Linked DNA regions of Homo sapiens: all the other regions are linked to region 1. Evidence: chromatin loops called from intact Hi-C (ENCODE). Cell type or tissue: HepG2. All regions are shown on one strand.

What was found. Peaks named below come from ENCODE experiments on the same cell type or tissue, not always from the same donor. Only the 100,000 strongest peaks of a DNase experiment are listed, where the experiment ranks them.
Region 2: a loop joins it to region 1, with 5 times the contacts of the local background. A loop is called at or near these places in 10 of 110 quality-filtered maps.
Region 3: a loop joins it to region 1, with 12 times the contacts of the local background. A loop is called at or near these places in 31 of 110 quality-filtered maps.

Annotation. Positions count from the first base shown.
Region 1 is chr6:152,276,831-152,279,330 of GRCh38, forward strand. SYNE1 (spectrin repeat containing nuclear envelope protein 1) reads right to left here. Exons shown (of 146, transcript NM_182961.4): 98 at 1,259-1,450. Among named protein-coding and RNA genes, the nearest start is that of SYNE1-AS1, 100 kb to the right of the region's middle. In HepG2, no CTCF peak of the experiment used is centred here; a DNase peak (open chromatin) is centred at 1,101; H3K4me3 peaks cover 588 bases.
Region 2 is chr6:152,337,719-152,340,218 of GRCh38, forward strand. It overlaps SYNE1 (spectrin repeat containing nuclear envelope protein 1), which reads right to left. Exons shown (of 146, transcript NM_182961.4): 75 at 1,523-1,648. Among named protein-coding and RNA genes, the nearest start is that of SYNE1-AS1, 42 kb to the right of the region's middle. RefSeq lists a silencer at 909-1,038. In HepG2, a CTCF peak has its summit at 1,005; no DNase peak of the experiment used is centred here.
Region 3 is chr6:151,668,053-151,670,552 of GRCh38, forward strand. It overlaps a transcript of ESR1 not described here. Among named protein-coding and RNA genes, the nearest start is that of ESR1, 140 kb to the right of the region's middle. In HepG2, no CTCF peak of the experiment used is centred here; a DNase peak (open chromatin) is centred at 999.

The DNA of each region.
Region 1 (2,500 bases):
CCCTGGCTTACTTAGCAAGAAGGGTAGGGAAGACCAAACTCTGCACTCTTTTTTTTTTTTTTTTTTTTTTTTGAGACGGCGTCTCCCTCTGTCTCCCAGGCTGGAGTGCAGTGGTGCGATCTCAGCTCACTGTAACCTCTGCTTCCCAGGTTCAGGTTCAGGAGATTCTCCTGCCTCAGCTTCCCAAGTAGCTGGGACTACAGGCGCCCACCACTATGCCCGGCTAATTTTTGGTATTTTTATTAGAAACGGGGTTTCACCGTGTTAGCCAGGATGGTCTCCATCTCCTGACTTCATGATCTGCCAGCCTTGGCTTCCCAAAGTGCTGGGATTACAGGTGTGAGCCACCGCACCTGGCCTGTGTACTTTTTATCCTATCCGTTTCCTCCCCAACAAGAAGATTGTTCTTGCAATCACACTCCTTTTTCTTTTTCTTTTTTTTTTTTTTTTTTTTTTTTTTGTTATGAGACAGAGTCTTGCTCTGTCGCCCAGACTGGAGTGCAGTGATATAATCTCGGCTCACTGAAATCTCCACCTCCCAGGTTCAAGCAATTCTCCTGCCTCAGCCTCCCGAGTAACTGAGATTACAGGTGTCCACCACAAGGCCCAGCTAATTTTTTTTTTTTTTTGTATTTTTAGCAGAGATGGGGTTTCACCATGTTAGCCAGTCTGGTCTCGAACTCCTGACCTCAAGTGATCTGCTTGTCTCGGCCTCCCAAAGTGCTGGGATTACAGGCGTGAGCCACGGCGCCCTGCCCACATTCCTTTTTCACCAACTTTTCCTCTATTGAGTTATTTCCATCAACGTGTAAACTTATTATTTTTCTGATCTTAAAATGAAATACTCAAATTGTGATGAATGTAAAAGAAAAAAAGAGATAAAATTTTCTTTGACCCACTTCTCCTTATAGCTTATCTCATTCCTCTATATACCACTTTACAGCAACACTCCTGGAGTAGCCTTTACTTTCCCTCTCCAGTTCCTCTCCTCTCATTGTTACTTTCATGTCAGAGTGCTTTTTGCCTCCACCACTCCGCTGAACAGCTGTTGTTAGTAGTCCTAACAAAATCTATTTGCAAATGTTTGCCAAAGTCCAAGAGTGTAAACTTAAAGCTGCATGCTAAAATGTCAGCGTAAAGCAGGTACACACACAAGTACGCGTCACCGCCAACCTGTTCCTTTACCTGGCAAACCTTAGAAGGAGCACGTGAACAGTGTGCCAACTTTCAGCTGTGGGCCAGCGGCTGGAACCCTCACCTGCATGTTGAGCTGCTTATCATGCAGGGCTCTCTGCAGCTCCAGCAGGCTCCCCTTGAGCCTTCTCAGCTTTCCAGCCAGCTGCTCGGCCTCGTCCTTGGTGTGAGCTTTGCCCTCCAGCAGCAGGTTCTCATTGTGGACTGACAGTTCTGATAAAGCCACCACCTTCTGCTCTATTTCCACCAGCATATTCTGCAGCAACAGAAATAAGAATGAAACTCACACATCTCCCCAGCCTCTGCAAAGACTGTTTCCCACAGTGAAATACAGCCCTTTGGAGTCTTTTACGAAACGGACAGGCTTTCATGATTTTTTGTAGTTTTCCCACGGCCTTGACGAGTAAGTAGTCTGTAGGCTTTTTTTTTATATTTTTTAATTTATTTTTATTTTTTTAGACAGAATCTCACTCTGTCGCCCAGGCTGGAGTTTAGTGGAGCGATCTTGACTCACTGCAAGCTCCGCCTCCCAGGTTCACGCCATTCTCCTGCCTCAGCCTCCCGAGCAGCTGGGACTACAGGCGCCCACCACTATGCCCGGCTACTGTTTTGTTTTTTAGTAGAGACGGGGTTTCACCGTGTTAGCTAGGATGGTCTAGATCTCCTGACCTCATGATCCGCCCACCTCGGCCTCCCAAAGTGCTGGGATTACAGGAGTGAGAGCCACTGCACCTGGCCCTTTTTTGTTTTTGTTTTTTTTTGAGGGAGGGTCTTGTTCTGTTGCCCAGGCTGGAGTGCTTTGGCATGAACATGGCTCACTGCGGCCTCCATCTACTGGGTTCAAGGGATCCCCTTGCCTGAGCCTCCCATGTAGCTGGGATCACAGACATGTGACACCACACCTGGCTAAATTTTTTATTTTTTCAACAGAAACAAGGTCTCACTTTGTTGCCTGGGCTGGTCTCAAACTCCTGGGCTCAAACAATGCTCCCACCTCAGCCTTCCAAAAGTGTTGGGATTACAGGTGTGAGCCACTGTGTCTGGTGACTTTTAATTGTCTGTTATGGTATTAGAGGGGTCCATAAAAAATTTGCCTGAGCCTCTCAATTTTTCTTTTCTTTTCTTTTTTTTTTTTTTTTTTTGAGACAAGGTCTCCTCTAAAATGGAGACTAAATTAGAGAAAAAGAAAAATAGCCTTTCTTCTTCCTAGATAAGACTTAAAACAAAAAACAAAAAAGACTAAAAAAAAAAACAAAAAAAAGTTTTACTTTCCTTATAAATCATTGTTTTTATGTTAATTCTGCAC
Region 2 (2,500 bases), 61 kb after region 1:
TTATTCTCTGTTGCACATTTGTTCATCTGTCTTACAACATGCTGAATTATTAATGTTTTGGATATGTCTTTGATCTGCTTCACTGGTTTTTGAAGCTGTGTAATTTGTTTCAATAAATCATTTCTGTAAAAATAAATGGGTTACATTGGCTGGGAATGGTGGCTCGTGTCTGTAATCCTAGCACTTTGGGAGGCCAAGTCAGGTGGATTGCCTGAGCTCAGGAATTCGAGACCCACCTGGGCAACACAGTGAAACCCTTTCTCTACTAAAATACCAAAAAGTAGCCAGGCATGGTGGTGTGTGCCTGTAGTCCCAGCTACTCGGGAGGTTGAGGCACAAGAATTGCTTGAATGTGGGAGGCGGAGGTTGCAGTGAGCCAAAATTGCGCCACTGTGCTCCGGCCTGGGAAACAGAGTGAGACTCTTTCTCCAAAATAAAATAAAATAAAATAAATGGGTTACATCGTCTTTTGTAAGGATTTAAAAACAGATTTGATAATATTAAAGAGAAAAACCTTATTATTTTGACATTTTTTTCCTGTGAATCATTTTACTGTTCTGTGAATATTTAATAAATTAAATACCAAAACTAAGTCTTATTTTTCTTTTAAACTCAAGTGTGGGCCAGGCGTGGTGGCTCATGCCTGTAATCCCAGCACTTTGGTAGGCCAAGGAGGGAGGATTGCTTGAGCCCAGGAGTTCGAGACCAGCCTGGGAAACACAGCGAAGCCCTGTCTCTACAAAAAGTATAAAAATTAGCTGGGTGTGATGGTGTGTGCCTATAGTCCCAGCTATTGGGAGGCGGAGGTGGGAGGATCACCTGAGCCCAGGAGGTTGAGGCTTCAGTCAGTGATGATAACGCCACTGCACTCCAGACTGGTTGGCAGAGTGTCTCAAAATAAAGAAACAAACAAACAAACAAACGAGCAAACAAACCCAAATGTGTTTCATGGAAGAGTTTAAGGCTGCAGTGGCAGCAGCCGGGAAAATACGCCTCCAGTGCTGCCATCTGTCTGTGTGGGCCGGTACTGCTAGCTCATCATAGCCCAGACAGTTTCAAAATCCTTCTGAACACCACACTTTACCAATGAACTAGAAGGATTGTGACAGATGGCATGCTCTTTGACATCCTTGATATAATAAAGAAAGGGTCAAGAGCCCCTTTCATATTAAGTATTGCCTAAAGAAAAAGGTGGAAAAGGAGAAAAGAACAAAAAAAGGTGTGGCAAGATAGGAAAATTGAGAGAATGGTCATTAAGGAGGAGAAAAAAGAAAGGTTCTAATGGGCAGCGAATGAATGGGACTAAGTGATTCAGTCCCAATCTGATGTCATCAATGTCAGGATGTGCTTAATTTTCTATGAGTTAGCTGAAATTCAAATATCTATTTATTATAATGGCTGTAGAACCATTACATACAGCAAGAACAAGCCAAGAGCTATTTTCTTTCAATCTCACATGAAACATTCAAGCAAGAGAATATAATAAAACAAACAAATTCAATGTGATTTTTCATTTTCTTACCGTTTGCTCTGTTTGTTGAATGTCTTTTGCTGTGGTTTTCACCGAAGCATTTGACAGGTCACACATGGAGCAAAGGAGATCTAGGTAGGTCCTTGCCTGCTCTTGCAAAGCTCTGAAGTGTTTGACCTGGAAAAGGCAGTTATCAGAGTGAAAGAGATGCATCAGCTATTTAGATAGCAAATACTTGTATCATTTGGAATATTCTGTTGACATTTCAAAAATAGTCTTGCTATGCTCAGTGTTTTCACCATTGTGTTCAAGTGACATATATTAGTGACTCACAGGAAAAAATTTAAATCACCAATGGGGATTTATTTGTCCACCATTTGCTTCTCCTTGTAAGTAAAGTATTCTGTATGGTCTGGGAAAGGGGAAAACGCAAGAAACTTCTATAATCTTTCCAGATTATTTGCTCACATGCCAGCTTATTTTCCATTCCAGAGAAAGAATTTGTAGCCTACGCTGTCCTGCCTCTTAACATGCTTTTGCATATCTTAGAGACAGAAGGCAAAGGTCCGTGAGTTGGTAGGTTTCATTGGAGTGAGGTTAAAACACAGATGTCTGGGCTTCTTTACTTTGCAGGAGATTCATCTTGTATTATTCTCTTTCCACAAGCCCAAGAAAGGCTTCTCCAGGTGGATCTTTAATCTATTTATAGAAACAAAGAAATGTGTTTCTTTGCAGATGCGCAGATTCTACTCAGGCTCCATTTTAGATACTGGGCATAGAGCAGCCCATAAAGCAAAACCCTTGCTCCCAGGGAGTTGACATTCTTAGGAAGGAGATAAATAATATATAAATAAACAAACTTGCACTGGGATGTTTAGTAGTTTTAAATATCATGTGGGAAAATCAAGGTGCTAAGCAGATAGCGTATGAGGAAGAAGGACTGCCACTTCAGGGACAGTGTATCTCCCAGGCCCCTCTGAGGAAACGACCTGAATGCATGGCATGGCATAAGGTAAGAACATTCCAGGC
Region 3 (2,500 bases), 610 kb before region 1:
TGTCTTAGTCTATTCTGTGCTGCTATAAAAAATACCTGAGACTGGGTAATTTACAAAACAATTTATTTCTCGTGGTTCTGGTGACTAGGAAGTCCAAGATCAAGGCACCAGCAGATTGGTTGTCGGATGAAAGTTCAGTTTCTGCTTCATGCATGGTGCCTCCAGAGGACAGGAACACTGTGTCCTCATATGGCAGAAGGTAGAAGGGCAAAAGAGGAAAAACCCTTTTTTTTTCTTTTTTTTTGAGATAGAGTCTCGCTCTGTCACCCAGGCTGGAGTGCAGTGGCTCGATCTTGGCTCACTGCAAGCTCCGCCTCCTGGGTTCATGCCATTCTCCTGCCTCAGCCTCCTGAGTAGCTGGGACTACAGGTGCCCGCCCGCCACCATGCCTGGCTAATTTTTTGTATTTTTTAGTAGAGACGGGGTTTCACCGTGTTAGCCAGGATGGTCTTGATCTCCTGACCTCGTGATCTGCCTGCCTTGGCCTCCTAAAGTGTTGGGATTACAGGCGTGAGCCACTGCACCCGGCCAGAAAAACTCTATCAGTTCCCTTTATAAGGGCACCTAATTTCATTCATGAGGGAAGGGCCCTCATGCCTAATCACCTCTTAAAGCCCTGCCTGTTAATACTATCGCACTGGCAACTCCTGAGTTTTGGAGGGTGCACATTCAAACCATAGAAGTGGGATAAGCCAGACACTTGGGTTTCCTATGGGTCCTCTCCATTTGGTTTTCCTGTTAAAGATTTAAAAGAGCAGAAACACTACTTTATTAGAGAAAGGGCATTTGAACTTGGCCTTTGAACATGGCAGGATTTGGCCACTTAGAGATTGGGGGTGCCATTCCAGGTAGAGAGAAGAGCAAGGAGAATGGAGAGCACTTGGCATTTATGAGAATAGTGAGGGTTCATGTCAGGTTACATGAAGCTGACTCATGACAAATTAATTTGGAAAGGCAGGTTGTGACCAGGCTAAAGGCATCTGGACTTTGCTCTAGAGGAAATGTGAAACCATTGCAGATTTCTGAGCAAGCTGTTGGCCAGAGCCGTGCTTCGGGGCGACTCACAACAGTGGTAGGAAGCTCTTTGGGAGCTGGGAGAGAGAGAGAGAGAGAGAGAGAGAGAGAGAGAGAGAGAGATGGGAATCCAGGGGAGAACAGAACAAGTGAGAAAGCAGCTGCATTGCGGCCCAGGCTGGGGTTGCTGGTTTCTGGAAAGGGGGTAGTGTTGGGGGAGTGGGGAGAGGGGTTAAATGTGAGCTTCTGAGGAAGTACAGGAGGGGTGAATTCCACCATGGAGAAAGTATTCAATAACAAGCCTACAGAGAATTTGAGGAAGGTGGAGGAGTAAAGGACAATGATGTCCTCGAGAAACCTGCTCATGAAACCTGCTCAAGAAACCTGAGGAGGCAAAAGCCTGATTCTAAAGTGTGAGAGAGCAACAGCACAACCTGGGGAGGTGGGGTATCAAGTCCGAACCAAGGGTGAAGGGCAGGGACTCAGGTGCTGGAGTGTTTCAATGTGGATCTTGGGGTTGGCACTTGCTTGCTGAGTTACCTTGGGCAAGTTACTATGTGGTCTTAGTTTCTGTAAAATGGAGATCATGATGTAACCACTTGGTAGGGCTGTTGGAAGGATGGAAGGAGTTCAGAAACAGAAAGCTCCCAGCACAGAGCCTGGCCCGTAATAAACAGTCTATGTGTTTGCTATCACGAGGGTACTTTTAAAGAAATTTAGTGCAGATGAGTATAAATGAGACGTGGAGTGAGTAGCAGAATCAACACAAGGTTTTTCTTATAATGGATGAGAGATTGTAAAACACATTTGCATTGGGGAGAAGGACACATGGGAGAGGGAAGAAATGGAAGACACGGAAGATTTGTTGGAGGCAAATTTAGATCCACGACAAAAGTACGGGAGTAAGTGCATGGGGAAAACTTAGTATTGGAGGGAGGAAAAATGGCCTCACTTTGCACTTCGAATAACATCTACTTTCTTTACCTGGTCCTCCAAAGGCCACCAGGGCCAGCCTCTGGCCTGTTTCTTTAGCCGTAACTCCTCCATTCTCCCCCGCTGCCATTTGCACATCTTGCATTTTCTCAGAGCTGCCAAGATGGTCGTGGCCGGGCCTTCCTCTAGCTAGCCTATCTTCCTGCAGAGCCCTTCCCTCAGCTTCTTACTTGGCTGAATCTGTTGTCTTACCCAGCTCTCACTTTAAATTCCGAAGTCCTTCCCTGACCGTCAGGTCCAAAGTAGCCATTCAACATTCCTTACATTACCCGTTTTTCCATCTTTACATGGCATTGATCTTCACTTGGTGATTCCTTGTTTATTTATTTATTGGTGTACTGCCTGCCTCTCTTCACCAACGTATAAGCTTCATTACAGCAGAGACCTCTTGCCTGGTCATCACAGTATCCTTGGCTCCTGGCACATGGTAGGAGCCCAGTTAAACGTTTGTTGAATAAATAAATGAATACATCCTTCTGTAATATGTGAGAAA